2 separate regions of the Homo sapiens genome follow, and region 1 is linked to region 2. Evidence: read pairs that join two places in POLR2A ChIA-PET (ENCODE). Cell type or tissue: MCF 10A. All regions are shown on one strand. Links, peaks and the distances in the headings refer to the core of each region. The heading gives the core; the rest is flanking DNA.

Region 1 (7,845 bases), core at 3,486-5,985, 150 kb after region 2:
CAGGATAGTTTCAATGACTTAACCCTTTGCATGCAGTTTCCTCAAGTGTAAACCGGGGGTCATATAGTCCCAGGAGTTTTCAATTACAGCCTTTGAAGTCTTTTGAGATTGTTACACAGGATCAAGTAGAAGAGGATGATTTCTAGCTCTCTATTGGAATTTCAGATTAATGTCTACAAAACTCACTAAAGTCCTTGTATTGAATAATTCTTTACCCAACTGATAGCAGTTAGGCTTCATTTTCAATGCCATTAACTCTGAGAGCAAACGACAGGCTTTTGGTCTGCCAATATATTAAAAGTGTGTTTCTGAGGAAATTTCAATGAGTCATTCGTTTATATAACAAATACTTGTTGAGCATCTACTTTCTATTGGGTACTGTTATAGGGATTAGAGATAACAGCTGCAAGCAAGTAAAAGGCCCTTGCTTTCTCAGAGCTTTCATTCCAGGAAGGAGAGAAAGAGAGTAACCACACACATCAATAGATGACCAGGCTGTTGTGAAGACACAAAAGCCAAATGAGTTGAGGGAGAGACTGGGGGTTAGACAAGGGTGTTTAGGGAAGCACTCTAAAGTGAGGTGACGTGGAGTTAAAATTCTGAATGATAAAAAAAATGAACCACCTATGTGACCATTTGAGGATGGAACATTCCAGACAGAGAGGAAGGCAGATACAAATATTCTAGGATGGGAAGGAGCTCAGAATGTCTGAGAGAATTGAAGACAAGCTTTGTGCTTAGAGCAGAGCAAGCTACTTTGAGGTTAGAGAGGGAGCCAGGAGCCAGATTATGTTGGTTTTAGCCATAATAAGAACATTTATACTGGGTATGAACATAAACTCTTGGAGGTTGTAAGCCAGGGAGAGATCACTTGATTGTGAAAAAATGCTCATAACATAAGATTAAGTGGAAAAATGACTCTTAAATCTAGAACTGTATATTCAGTACCATTTCAATTATGCAAGCATATGTGTGAGTATGTATATTTGTGTGTATGTGTGTATGTGTATATAGATACATACTTTATGTATATATGCATAAAGTACGTGTGTGCATGTGTGCACGTGTGAATGTGTGTATTCAGTAAACAAACTGGAAGAAGATATAGAAAAGTGTTTGCTGTAGTTTTTGTAGTGGTGGACTTATTTTCCTTCATTGCTTTCCTGTGTTTTGTAAGTTTTCTGTAAGTTTGTATGACATCAATAATCAAAATTAAATCATTTGCTTTTTAAAAACTTTGTTGCAGAGCAATCAATGGAGAGAATGTAAGAGTGATATTATTTTACCATGTCTTTTCTCAGATTTGAGCTTAATATCATGGTGCTTTGGAATGCTGGAGTGAATTTTGAAGGCTCTGGCTAGCAGAGAAGTTTATTTGGCTTTTTGTTTGTTTGTTCTTTTTTTTTTTTTTTTTTTGAGATAGAGTCTCGCTCTGTCACCCAGGCTGGAGTGTAGTGGCATGATCTCGGCTCACTGTAACCTCTGCCTCCTGGTTCAAGTGATTCTTCTGCCTCAGCCTCCCAAGTAGCTGGGACTACAGGCATGTGCCACCACACCTGACTAATTTTTGTATTTTTTTTTTTTTTTTTTTTTGAAACGGAGTCTTGCTCTGTCGCCCAGGCTGGAGTGCAGTGGCGCGATCTCAGCTCACTGTAAGCTCCGCCTCCCAGGTTCATGCCATTCTCCTGCCTCAGCCTCCGGAGCAGCTGGGACTACAGGCGCCCGCCACCACGCCCAGCTAATTTTTTATATTTTTAGTAGAGACGGGGTTTCACCGTGTTAGCCAGGATGGTCTCGATCTCCTGACCTTGTGATCCGCCCGCCTCGGCCTCCCAAAGTGCTGGGATTACAGGCTTGAGCCACCGCGCCCGGCCTAATTTTTGTATTTTTAGTAGAGACGGGGTTTCGCCATGTTAACCAGGCTGGTCTTGAGCTCCTGACCTCAGGTGATCCACCCACCTCGGCCTCCCAAAGTGCTGGGATTGTAGGCATGAGCCACCGCGCCCGGCCTTATTTGACTTTTTAAGGAGTCTGTCCTAAACTGAACTTATTACTGTCTCCAAATTATTTATGCAAAAGAATCTAACATTTCTATTTCTTCCCATAGATTTGAATATAACCTGCCGCTTTGCAGGTGTATTCCACGTGGAGAAAAATGGTCGCTACAGCATCTCTCGGACGGAGGCCGCTGACCTCTGCAAGGCTTTCAATAGCACCTTGCCCACAATGGCCCAGATGGAGAAAGCTCTGAGCATCGGATTTGAGACCTGCAGGTAAGAGACCAGCACCCGACCACTGGGGAAAGCTGGCGGCCTGGGACCAGGCAGCTGGGCTTAGAACTGGAAGGCTCCTTTCCCACAGCTGAATGGATTATTGCCTAAGGAGTCAACCCCACGTATTAATTTGGCCAAGTCAATCTGCAACCTGTATGACAACTGGAGTTTAAAGTCAGCTAAAGACACCTTTGTGAATCATAGAGCGGGAACCCAGAGGAAGCCATTAGGGGTCCTCTCGGCTGGAATCCTCTTGTCTAACCTGCTTCCACAGAGCTCTCCTGGCTTTGAAGAAGCTGCAGTATCATTGTCAGAACCACAAGAAAACATAAACCAAATAACAGTGTTTGAAATAAATATGTGGCTGTTAGAGTCTTGGCCCTGCAGACTTGGATCAAAGCAGACTTTTCAAACTACTCTCTCTTACTCTCTCTTAAAAAAAATTTTTTTTGGTTTCTCTTCTATGTTTCTCTGGTTTGAAAAAGTAAATAAAAAGGCATGAAAGTTATTAAGCTATATTATATTAAGATATATTATTTTTGGGAGCCCTGAGAGGGCTCCTACCAGTTATTCTAGAGCTGCATAGAGCCTTCCTCAAACTATGGCTCCAAGCAAGATAATCACAACAAGCAAGGACTTTATTTTTTGAATTTCCAATGGCCTTGCGGTAAGCGGTGCACAAGAAGAGCAAGCCACGGTGGCAATCACAGTGAATTGTTGTGGTTCGATTTGTTTTCACTAGAAGAGGACTGAGTAACCTCTGCAACTGCTCTGAAGTTTCTACCCCAGCCTGTAGCTGTGCTTTTGCAGTGTCTTTAGGTAATATGATTCCCCTTTCTCTGCAACACACACTCACATGCACACAGACTGCTTTTGAAAAGTCAAGCTGCAGAACTCTACGGAAACCATGAAGTGTAAGTTAAGTGCTTCTATCCTCCAACACTGGGTACAGTCATGCACCCACATTATGAGTGATGGCTGAGACTCTTGCTGAAAGGGAAAAGGAAAGTCTTTTGCCTAAAATTGCCCTGTCTGATATGGTAGCCACTAACCACATGTGGTGACTTACACTTAAACTAATTAAAATACTAAAATTAAAACTTTAGTTCTTCACTAGCACTAACTACATTTTAAGTGCTCGGTTAGTCACCGATGGCCAGTGGCTACTGTACTGGATGACCCAGGTTAGAGAACATTTCCATCATTGCAGAAAGTTCTATTGAGGAGCACTGCTCTAAAATAAAGAGCAGATGTACATAGACATCTGTATGTGTTCAGAGCTAGGTCTGGGGGAATATGAAAGGAGCAGAGAGAGGGAGAAAGCTCTGGTGGCTACTGAACTTGCACTGTAGGATGCAATGAAAAAAGGCCATTTAGCAAATCCATTATTCTATTCCCAAGGCTAATTGTTTAATTATGGCCCTGACTAGGCCACTGGCCTAAGAAAGTGAATTTAGTAAGCTGAACTTTGATTGTGAAATACAAACAAGGCATACTTGCAAAATATAGATATGCTGCCATGTGCTGAGGACCAGGGGAGTTCTTACAACTGCCACTGGCCAATCATCAAGCACTTAGATGCTGGGAGCCCTACTGCCCACCTGGCCAAACCCCTCACTTAATCCTCAAACTGCAGTATTGGTCAATATTATCACCTCATTTTATGGATGAAGCAGCCGAGGCTTAGCGAATTTGCACACACAGCCTGCCTATGGAGGAGTTAGGATTCTGGTTCTGCTTAGCCTCAGCCCAGGACAGGATTTTAATGACCAAGTCCTCCTCAGGGGCTTAAAAGGGGAGGAAAGTATGCTTCCTGGATTTGCTGAATATTCTTTCCTCCTTGTGAACAGTAACTTACTCATGCCACATACACACATATAAACTTTAATATCCCCAATTTACAGTTAGCATGACCCATAAAACCGGTAGGCAACATGAGGTGGCAAAAACTCAGTAATAGCTTACAAAGAGAATGCAATAGATTCTAGAATGTTGGTGTTATCCATACTTGATGACATGATGTGATGGGGGTGAGTTGGTGGGTAGGTTCACCAAGAAGTATTATTTAGAAAAACTGTGCCAAAGAAATCTATCATTTCACCCATAACTGGTATTAAGTATTGCAAAACTCATTTCCATAATTTCTCTCAGGTAGCTATGAATCAGCTTTCTGCCACAGGACAGATGGCAGAGTCTCATGGGTTAGGATAAAACCTTAGCAGCTACTCTCTTTTGTCTGCCCCACCCTGATTGGTAGCAACTCTTAGATATATGAAAACTTATTACCATTTAATTGTGCCCACACCCCCTGCCAAGCTAAGGAGGCTTTGGGGAAACCAGTTTGTCTGTTCAGATGAGAAATTAGTCATGCGAGCTACAATTGCCACATAGGTAGGAGTTCTGTGTGCTTGGAAACTTCAGACTCACAGACATTTCCATGGGTCGTGCAGGGTGATGCACTCCATGCTGTTGCCCCTGGCAGGAAAGATGAAAAGCATCAATGTGCATTTTAGCCAGAATTGCATTTTGAAAAACCTGCTGGATTTAGCTTCCTCCTCTCTGCCCTCCTGCTGCACCACAGCTTCCCTTGCACATGGCATTTTCTCAGCCCACATCTCATTTTTTGAGGCATTTTATATTCAAAAAAAATTGTGTTTTTAGCACAATTAAAAAATAAGCAAGTTTTTAGCCACCAGGATGCTGCTAGAAGAGGCTGGGCTGTGTATGTTGTATCTGTATGTCGTATCCAGCTGTAACACACTCCCAGAGATACCTTGGTGGGGAGAGAGGGGCTATGCATTTCTCTGGCTGTGCTACTTCTGGAAAGTTCCTGAGCTACATGAGCCGTTGCTATCTGCTTACTTAATTGCTATGACTCCCATTGTAATGATGGTTAATTTATTCCCACTGGCAATAGAATTATGCCTGCAATGCTCAGGAGGCAGTGTGCTGTGCTGTGTACTTGGCATATAAACAAGGCTTCATGTTTAGGGCAATGGAGTATGGAGTAAGGGGACTCACAGGAAAAGTTGTGGCTGAGAAAGAAGTGGGGGAATGGGACATGAGGCAGGTCTGGAATGTGTGCACTGAAATAAAGAAGCACCCCTTCCTATCTATGGAAGCTGGCCATTTTGTGTATTTTCTGGAAAACATGAAGGTATTCCAGAGCCAGCATGAATCTTACATCAAAACTTCTCTCTTCTGTGACTCAGGCTTCCTTCTGTTTGTTCAAATAGACTCAACACTGCTGAACACAAATTTTAACTGAAACTAATTATTCCTTTCATGATTTTTTTTTAAAGCTCTTTATAGGTCTCTAAATAAAATCACTTTGTTTCTATCAGTCTTGTTGATCTCTTTCCCTCTCTATGCTGTTATTTTTGGATTTCAAATAACTCGGTTGTTGAAACCTCCGATATCCCTAGGGGTGAACTGAATGAAGTGTTGCACGGCATTAAATGTCATTGAATGGGATATTATGAAATTCCCATCTTAGCCATTTAGGTCAATATCCTGTTGTTTTTCTCTTACAGGTATGGGTTCATAGAAGGGCACGTGGTGATTCCCCGGATCCACCCCAACTCCATCTGTGCAGCAAACAACACAGGGGTGTACATCCTCACATCCAACACCTCCCAGTATGACACATATTGCTTCAATGCTTCAGGTTGGTTCTCAGGGGGGTGTCTGTTGGCGTGAAAGGCTGTGGGAGCCTGGTCTTTGGAGCTCAGCTTAAGTGGGGATTCATGTAGCCTCCATTTACATAACAAATGCTCACTGAATATCTGTACAGCAGAGCCAACATTCCTGTCTCCATGGAGCTTACATGCTAAATTGGGGAGGCAAACAATAAACAAATAAATATTAAATACCATTCAGGACTGTCCAATCTTTTGGCTTCCCTAGGTCACATTGGGAGAAGAATTGTCTTGGGCCCCACATAAATTACACTAAAACTAAGAGTAGCTGATAAGCTAAAACACAAACAAAAATCACACAAAAAAAATCTCATAATGTTTTAAGAAAGTTTACGGGTTTGTGTTGGACCACATTCAAAGTCATCCTGGACCACACAAGGCCTGTGAGCCGCAGGTTGGACAAGCTTGCCCTATATGAAGTCTGAAAGTGATAAAAGTGCTATAAAAAAGAAAGCAAAATACGAGGCTAATGAGTGCTAGGGATGCTTTTATTTTCTGAGAAGGTGGTCAGGGAAAGTGCCTCCTGGACTGTTCTGAGAATATCAGTGCTCAGAAGGGAGAATGCCAAGGAATAAAGTCAGAGAGCTAAGCAAGGGCCAGCTAACGGGGTGATTCATTCTCAGTGTGATGGGAAGTCATTACAGGTTTTGAATAAGGGAGTGACATGAATCTAATGATAGCTTTGGGGTGTAAGTCAAATGTCTTAGCTGAGAGGTATTTATTATATGAGAGGGCTGGAAAAAAGCCTTGGAGAGTATATGGTATGCCTTTGACCTTCTTAAATATCCCTTACCCAACAGTTGAAAGAACCAGAGAAGAAGAAACCTAAGTTAAGATGTAGATGCTAGGACACAGGCCAGCCTTTCTCTATGTCTTTGTGACTTTCTCCCAACCATTAACCTAGAAAATCAGGCTTATGAGCCTTATTCAAGTCCTAGCAAAATTAAAGAATTCTATGCATCATGAATTTTCAGAATTTTTTGAGAAGGATCAAAATATAAATGTCAAATATCTCGATGCCAACTATCAAAAGTCTTACCTCTTAAACTGGGCCTTCTGTTCCCATGGAAGGTTTGAAGTTGGGTGAAGGGAAAGATGAAGCCTTGAGGTAAACTTGGTACATCTTGCTGGAGTGTCAGTTTTCCCTAAAGATGTGAAGGGGATGTTAAATTAGCTGGAAAGGGACTTAAGACATTATCAGCCTGAGACAAACACAGATATATACATATACATATATATATATTTATATATATATTTATTTATATATATTTATAAATATTTATTTATATTTATATATTTATATTCATTTATATAAATTTATATTTATATATTTATATTTATTTATATAAATTTATATATAAATTATATTTATATATTTAAATATATATTATAAATATATAAAAATTATATTTATATATAAATTTATATATATATATTATATATAATTCTATATATAATATAATATATAATATATATTATATATTATATTATATATAAATTATATATAATATATATAAATTTTATATATATAAATATTATATATTATATATAAATTTATATTTATATATATGTATATATGTATATATAAATATATACACATTTATATATATAAAATCAAGATATCACAGATATATATACCATATACATCAAATATAAATATACATATACCATATATATGGTAGTAAAATATAAAAAGCTGCATGGATTTTTAAACTATAAAAAGGACATCAACTTAATTATGAGATCTTTCTTCTACTCACTACTAAAAAAAACCCAAAAATTAAAATTAATTGTGAGATTACATCAGTGGCTTTAGTCTACACCACCTACCCTTTGTTGTGTGAACAGTAGGGATCAGAGTGGAAATTCAGAGA
Region 2 (7,845 bases), core at 2,885-5,384:
TAAAAATCTCAGAGATGGCGTGTATCATTCCATCTTCAACCTGCAAACACCCACGGGGCCTGAGGCACAGACCTCCATGGGCTCATGTGCATCGTCACATCAAACACCGTTAATGGGCCAGAGTGTGGCCTGTCCTGCAGGACACCACAGCAGGACATACTCTGTGCTTGTCTTAAGGATCCCATCACCCTAAAGAAGGAAGTCAGACAGACAAAGGATTAACAGGAAACAGCTGCAAATATACCATTAAAGAAAGATATGAAAGGGAAAATGCTTTGACATTAGAAAGGTTTTGTTTGTTTGTTCTTGCATTCCATACTCATGGATAGAAAAATCAGTATCATGAAAATGGCATTACTGCCCAAAGTAATTTATAGATTCAATGCTATCCCCATCAAGCTACCACTGACTTTCTTCACAGAATTGGAAAAAACTACTTTAAACTTCATATGGAACAAAAAAAGAGCCTGCATAGCCAAGACAATCCTGGGCAAGAAGAACAAAGCTGGAGGCATCACGCTATCTGACTTCAAACATTACTACAAGGCTACAATAATCAAAACAGCATGGTACTGGTGCCAAAACAGCATGGTACTGGTGCCAAAACAGCTATATAGACCAATGGAACAGAACGGAGACCTCAGAAATAACACCACACATCTACGACCATCTGATCTTTGACAAACCTAAGACACGCAAGCAATGGGGAAAAGATTCCCTATTTAATAAATGGTGTTGGGAAAACTGGCTAGCCATATGCAGAAAACTGAAACTGGACCCCTTCCTTACACCTTATACAAAAATCAATTCAAGATGGATCAAAGACTTAAACATAAGACCTAGGACCATAAAAATCCTGGAAGAAAACCTGGGCAATATCATTCAGGACATAGGCATGGGCAAAGACTTTATGTCTAAAACACTGAAAGCAATGGCAACAAAAGCCAAAATTGATAAATGATTAAACTAAAGAGCTTCTGCACAGCAAAAGAAACTATCATCAGAGTGAACAGGCAACCTACAGAGTGGGAGAAAATTTTTGCAATCTATCCATCTGACAAAGGTCTAATATCCAGAATCTACAAAGAACTAAAAACAAAGTTACAAGAAAAACGCAAACAACCCCATCAAAAAATGGGCAAAGGATATGAACAGACACTTCTCAAAAGAAGACATTTATGCAGCCAACAGGCATATGAAAAAATGCTCATCCTCAATAGTCATTAGAGAAATGCAAATCAAAACCACAATGACATACAATCTCACACCAGTTAGAATGGCGATCATTAAAAAGTCAGGCAACAGCAGATGCTGGAGAGGTTGTGGAAAAATAGGAATGCTTTTACACTGTTGGTGGGAGTGTAAATTAGTTCAGCCATTGTGGAAGACAGAGTGGCGATACCTCATGGATCTAGAACTAGAAATACCATTTGACCCAGCACTTCCATTACTGGGCATATACCCAAAGGGTTATAAATCATGCTACTGTAAAGACACATGCACACGTACGTTCATTGTGGCACTATTCACAATAGCAAAGACTTGGAACCAACCTAAATGTCCATCAATAATAGACTGGATTAAGAAAATGTGGCACATATGCACCATGGAATACTATGCAGCCATAAAAAAGGGTGAGTTCATGTCCTTTGCAAGGACATGGATGCAGCTGGAAACCATCATTCTCAGCAAATTATCACAAGATCAGAAAACCAAACACTGCGTGTTCTCACTCATAAGTGGGAGTTGAACAATGAGAACACATGGACACAGGGAGGGGGACATCACATACAGGGGCCTGTGGGGCGTGGGGGGGTAGGGGAGGTTTAACATTAGGAGAAATACCTAACGTAGGTGATGGGTTGATGAGTGCAGCAAACCACCATGGCACGTGTATACCTATGTAACAAAACTGCACGTTCTGCACATGTAACCCAGAACTTAAAGTATAATAACAATAAAAAAAACTTTGTCCCCCAGTCACTAATGCCTATAACCATGTGCAAAGTTATGTGCCCACAGGCGACAATATCCGCTTTTGCTTACTGCCATATAGTATGTTTGAGTTCTCTTTATTTTGCCGTTGGAGATTTCCTTTATGTCTCTTGAACTTGGCCATGTATTTCAGCCAGCATTTCTTTAGGTTTATAAAGGGAGGGACCCCATTTCTGTTACCTTAGTCTGGCATGTTATGAGGAGTTCATTTTTTAATGATATAGAAACCTTGTATATCAGTCAATCTGTTGCTGTGTTAAAAAAAAATATATAGTAGCTTAAACAATCATTACTCACAAATGAGGGGATGGTGCTGATTCTTAGGGTCTGACCCAGTTGATCTTGGCTGGGCTCAGTCATGTGTTTGTGCTCAGCTGATAGGTCAACCTGGTGCTGCCTGATCTGAGATGGCCTCACTCACATGTATGGCTATTAGCTATTTATTGAGTGGGTTTAAAGTCTCTGGTAATGAGGTTATATGTTTCTCATCAACCAGAAGCTAGCCCAGACTCATCCATGTGGCATTGGCAAGATTCTGAGAGTAAGATTGGAAGTGCACAGCCCCTTGATGCCAAGACTCAGAACTGTCACAGCGTCAATTTTGTGCCATTATAGTGGCCTAAGCAGGTCACAAACCAGCCCAGATTCAAAGAATGGGGAAGAGTTGCACAGTAGCATTAAAAAGAGCTCTGTACTGAGAAGGGAACAATGTGGACATTTTGGCAAACAAGGTATCTCACATTGGAAAACAAAATTTTTAGACATATAATCATTCAAAACTATTTAACAGTCTTTATTCTAGCCAATCAATCATGAATGCAGAGTTTTCCATTCATTTTGAAAGCCAATAGCTTTAAAATATATACATTAATTTAGAAGGATGCAGAAATGAGCCAACAAAATTAATTCAAAAAAATTAGTACCAGGACTATTGGGTAAATATAAAGGATTAAAGATTACTTTTTAAAAAAATCTAACGTTTTGTATTGCATTAAGTTTTCCATGTACTTTCATATATTTCATTATTTCTGAATCATACAATATATATAGTTCTTTCCACTTTATGGATAAACCTCTGAGTCTCAGAAGCTTGCCCTAAATCATTCAGTAAGTGGCAAAACCATCACTTGGATCCTGGTCTTCTGACTATAATCCCATGCACTGTCTACTTTATCCTGCAGCCTGCAGGTCAGAAAGGGTTGGTCTAAATGAAATTGTGTCTATTTTTATGCAATGAATAAATTCTTGAAATTTTTCTTGAAAATCATAATTATAATTTAAATGCTATGATAGAAGTTTTCAAAAAGTAAATAATCATAAATGGCCAGTGACTCTCAGCTGTCACTGAATGCTGTGGATAAAAAAAAAAATCCTTGAAAAAAAAATGAGCTCTTAGGTTTGCACATGAATTCAGAGGTAGCTTGGGAGTTTGAGGTTTTCTAACTATAGGTCCCCCAAACCCTCTTTCTGGTGATAATGACAGCTTCTTGGGAAAAGTCAAGATGCCTCTGTTTTGGGTGTGGTTCCCGAATTTGCTTCTGCAAGCAGCGTGACTCATTTGTTGAGCTCACTTTATGCAAAGTGGTTGTGGGAAGTGAGCTACTTACCAGGAGAAAAATGTAGTATTTTGGGGGTTTCTAATGGCTTTCCCGAGACGAGGTGTCTGCTGAGCTGGAACAGCATTAGCACTTTGAAGGGTGTGTTCTGTGTCAGACAGAAAACCTAGAGTTAGTACCATCTGATGACTTCTACCAGGAAGGAAGGAAACTGACATTTATTGATCATGAATTGTGCAGATCGTATGCCAGGTGCTTTGCATGTATTATTATTTTTTCATCCTCATAAAAAACCCATTTTATAAATAAGGGGACTAAGGTTTGGAAAATTTGACAGGATTTATCATAGTCACAAAGCCAGTAGGTAATGGAGATAGGATTTTAACCCCCTTACTCTTTCTGAATCCACCAGGCTGGGGAGGATGTGTGGTAAAGATCATAAATTTAAGTCAATATTGGGAAATTATGTGAAAGGCTTAAATTAGCAACTGCAGCACCTTAAGAAAAATTAAAGAGAAATTGTGTGTGGTAAAAGGAATTTTTTTTTTTCTAGTGAAATTTTGTATCAGTTTGCCTGGGCTTCCTGTGTGAGATGCTCTGTGTTCCTGGCGAGAGGCTGGGCCCAGCAGGCCTGTCCTTGTGCTCAGCGACTCTCCCACCTCTCCAGCCGATTCCTTCCATCCTTGTACGAGGCTGAATTCTGACGCCCAGGATGAGCTCCAGCGGACGTCAAGCTGATGTGTCATCTTATGAGTGAGGGCTTCTGAGCTAGTGCCCATGAGCTCTGACTCATCAGGCTTCTAATTATAACTCGTCCTGGCTTCTCAGATAATGGGTTTGTCTCAATAGTTTCCAGGGACACATTAGACCAGTCCTATATTTTGTGGGACTTGGGTGTTTAGGCAGCCCGTGGTGTTCTGGGCGGAAATAGAGAAGAGACTGACAAGTCATCAAGAATTTCAGTGGTGCCCCTGAAAGTTGTCACAGCATCTCAAATGTGCCTCTGAGCAAATGGTCTTTGGCAGAGCTTGGCAACCCTGCTTCAGGTTCCAACACTACAGCGTACAATCCCTAAAAGAGCTTTGGCATCCTGAGGATGTTAATGTCCCATAATGCCCAATGGCTGTGGTGGTAATGATGGGTAATAGACTTTAGACCCCACAAAACCAGCTCTCCAGGCACCCCACAGGGAACAGCAGTGGGCAAAATAGTGGGCAGAGCAGAGAAGGAAAGTAACATAGGATTCTACGTGGTTCCCACCTGTGGAAATGAACAGGACCCTTGCAAGTCCATTTGGGGCACCTCTAGTGACTCCTCGAAGACAAAGCAGATAAGGACAAGAGCTTCTGAAATAAAAACTGCATTGACCCAGAACTTTGGGACTGCAAGAGGACTGAGAGGCCCTAAATTTAACCACTACATTTCACAGACCAACTATAGCTCAGAAAGACTGTGATTTTCCAGTATTGCACAGCTAGTTAGAACCTATAGCTTTTCAACCCTCCATCTAGCATCTTTGATGCCCAACAAATAGTAAGTATTCCTCCAAAATTAAAAAATTTCCTTGTGTTCATGATTCAGTTGATTAAAATTGAGGTGGCTTTTTTTTTTTTTTTTGCCATTTTAAAGGACGTTGACAGAATCATTCAGTGGTATATCTCCAACTATAAGATCTTTTGAATTTGACACCACATCTAAAGTTCTTTTTCTTTCTTTTTAAAATTTTCTTTTAAAAGTTTACTTGACTCGATGGATTCAACATGTAAAGTTAGTTCTGTCTTTATGGTTTTCACACAGAAATTTGTATTGATGGTGCAAAGCTTAGGATTCTTCAAATGAGTTTGTTATGGAGGCTTGCTTTTCTGTCCTGCCTATTGCTACTACATTATCTCTGCATCTCAGATACAAATCAACACTGACTGAATCACAGAGCCAGCTCATGATAGGCATGTGATGACGAGTGAACCAGGAAAAGGGCAAGAGGGGCCTGGGGCTAAATCTTAGCCTGAGTCAAACTTGGGAAGAGACCAGGACATCAAGTGTGGAGGCCCAGAGTGAGAGTAGAATCAGTCTTTGGAGTAGAGCAGAGACAAGGTTTGAGGCAGAACAGAAAGCAAAGAAGGAGGGTCTAGGGAACTGCAAAGAGATTTCCATTCTAGTGCTCACACTCATCAACTTGTAGGAATTCACAGATCAATGGATTAGTGATTAAGCTTGGTAGGATTGTTGTGTAAATGGCCAGTGGTGTCTGCTCTGGATGAGGAAAGGAGAGTAAATGTATGAGTGCTGCATATTTGCAGTCTACAGCAGTATAGCCAAATGCTTACAAGTGCAAACTGCAGATGGTCTTATCGCTGCCCCTTATAGCTGGTGACATTGGACAAGTCACTTGACTCTTCATTGTCTCATTTTCCCAGCTTGAAAAATGGGTAAAAACTCATAAAGGTTTTCTGAACATTAAATAGAATTATATAGGAACGTTGCCTAGAACAATGCCTGGGACACAGTCGTCACTCAACATATGTTAACTATTATGACAGTGCTATCCCTGGTCTTGGACACTTGCTATGAAAAGCTTTGGAGTATCTGCGATATGTAAGGATGAGGATCAGATTTAAAAGGGCATAGCAAACTTGGGGTTAGTTGGACAACTTCTCTTTTTCTGATAATGTCTATAAAGGTGTTTTGAACCAAGAGTACTTAAAACAAAACTTTAACATGTGTTTTGAGCCTGACTGCTGGAGGGGATGCTTGAAAAACAATGTGGATTACCTAAAAGCAGCCTCCACCTTAATCCATGTTGGCCGCTAAGTGTGGGGTTTTGTTGAAACCACTCATACCACTTAATTAGCTTGCTCAATCGTTGTTTTTAGTCTGAAAATTTTTGAAAATCCTCCCCCTGCACTAAAATTAGGGAATGGAGGAGTGGGAATAAGAGAAGCTCTAACCACGCAGGCTTGACCTTGTATAGTGGAACAGACTTTGCCTTGCACCAATGGGGATTGAAGATGGCATGACCTCTTCTCTGAACTCCATCTCATTGCCCTAATGAGGACCTGGCAGCGCCTGGGTCCGCCACTTGACTTCCAAGTCTCATGATTAGAGGCTCTTTATTTGCTCACACCTCACATACTTCAGGTTCAGGAAGTGGAGGAGGTGCCAGATCTCATTCCGCGTCCCTCCTGCCCCTTCAGAATGTATACTTCCTTGCTACCGGTACCCTCTTTCCTTTCTGCCCTCAATCCTCAGTCTGCTGGTCACACCTCATTCTCTGAGGACTTAAACATCTGTCTTCCTCTCAAGGCCAAATTCCATTGTCAAAGAGAATGAGAGGAGAATTATTTCTTCTCTACCTTCTGAACAATTGGACATTGCAAGAGAAAACCAAAGAATGAAGTTCATTGGTTTCACATAGCATTCATGATCATCAGTCTCAAAAGATGTCTAACAATCCTACCATTTTTCTCTAGAAATCTAGCCTTTCCAGTTTCAAGGTGACTATTTGTACCCAAAACACATCCTGCTTTCTTCCACTTACCTCTGGGGGCACTTTTCCCCAAACCTCACTAAGAAAATAAAAGTGGCCAGACATGTATCACCTCCATTTCCCTAATACAAAAACAACAAACCTCTCTATGTGGCACTGATCTGCTACTTGCCTCCTGTTGCAAAGCACAAAGTGCTCCTCTTCCCACCAGAGGCTAGCCTCTCTTATCTCCTCCTGTCCTCTCAAAGACTTTGATGTCTTACCGCCTTCTTTCCCTCTGATAGCTATAAATGTTTCCTTTCTACTACAATATTCTCATCAGAATGTAAATATTATGTAATGGTATTTCTCTAAAAAGCAAAACAAAAAGTTTCATCCCTTATTAACTGAACAGTCCTCCACCTGTTCTACTCTTCTTAGCCAAAATTCATAAAAAGCTCCCACATATTCTGTTTCCATGTTTTCTCCCATTTAATCCTCAACTCATTTCAGACTGACTTCCATCTCCACTTCTTAACTGAAATTGCTTTTGTTGGAGTTACCCAGGACCTGGAAATTCAAGAGATACTCTTCTTACTCAACCTTCCTCAAAATGCTTTCTTCTGTTGACTTTTCTCTCACCTAACTGTCTAATCCTGCTCAGTCCCCTAGGCTGTTTCTTCTCATTACCTCAGTATCCTAACAGTAGAGTACCCAAGGTTCAGTGCCGGACAATTTGTCTCCTCTGTCTATACACTCATCTCAAAGATTTAAATGCCATCTGACCACTCTCAAATTCATGTATCCAACCTTGATAGCTGTAATGAC

Evidence for each region. ChIA-PET counts read pairs that join two places held together with the same protein. Peaks named below come from ENCODE experiments on the same cell type or tissue, not always from the same donor. Only the 100,000 strongest peaks of a DNase experiment are listed, where the experiment ranks them.
Region 1: POLR2A ChIA-PET joins it to region 2 with 7 read pairs; 12 of 35 experiments call an interaction of 5 or more read pairs at or near these places.

The regions. Positions count from the first base shown.
Region 1 is chr11:35,174,468-35,182,312 of GRCh38, forward strand. It overlaps CD44 (CD44 molecule (IN blood group)), which reads left to right. Exons shown (of 18, transcript NM_000610.4): 2 at 2,108-2,273; 3 at 5,807-5,940. Among named protein-coding and RNA genes, the nearest start is that of SNORD164, 15 kb to the left of the region's middle. In MCF 10A, for the core only: no CTCF peak of the experiment used is centred there; a DNase peak (open chromatin) is centred at 4,544.
Region 2 is chr11:35,026,567-35,034,411 of GRCh38, forward strand. LOC105376626 (a long non-coding RNA gene) reads right to left here. Exons shown (of 4, transcript XR_001748180.2): 3 at 3,603-3,699. Among named protein-coding and RNA genes, the nearest start is that of MIR1343, 89 kb to the left of the region's middle. RefSeq lists enhancers at 3,447-4,646, 3,609-3,728. In MCF 10A, for the core only: no CTCF peak of the experiment used is centred there; DNase peaks (open chromatin) are centred at 3,555 and 4,285.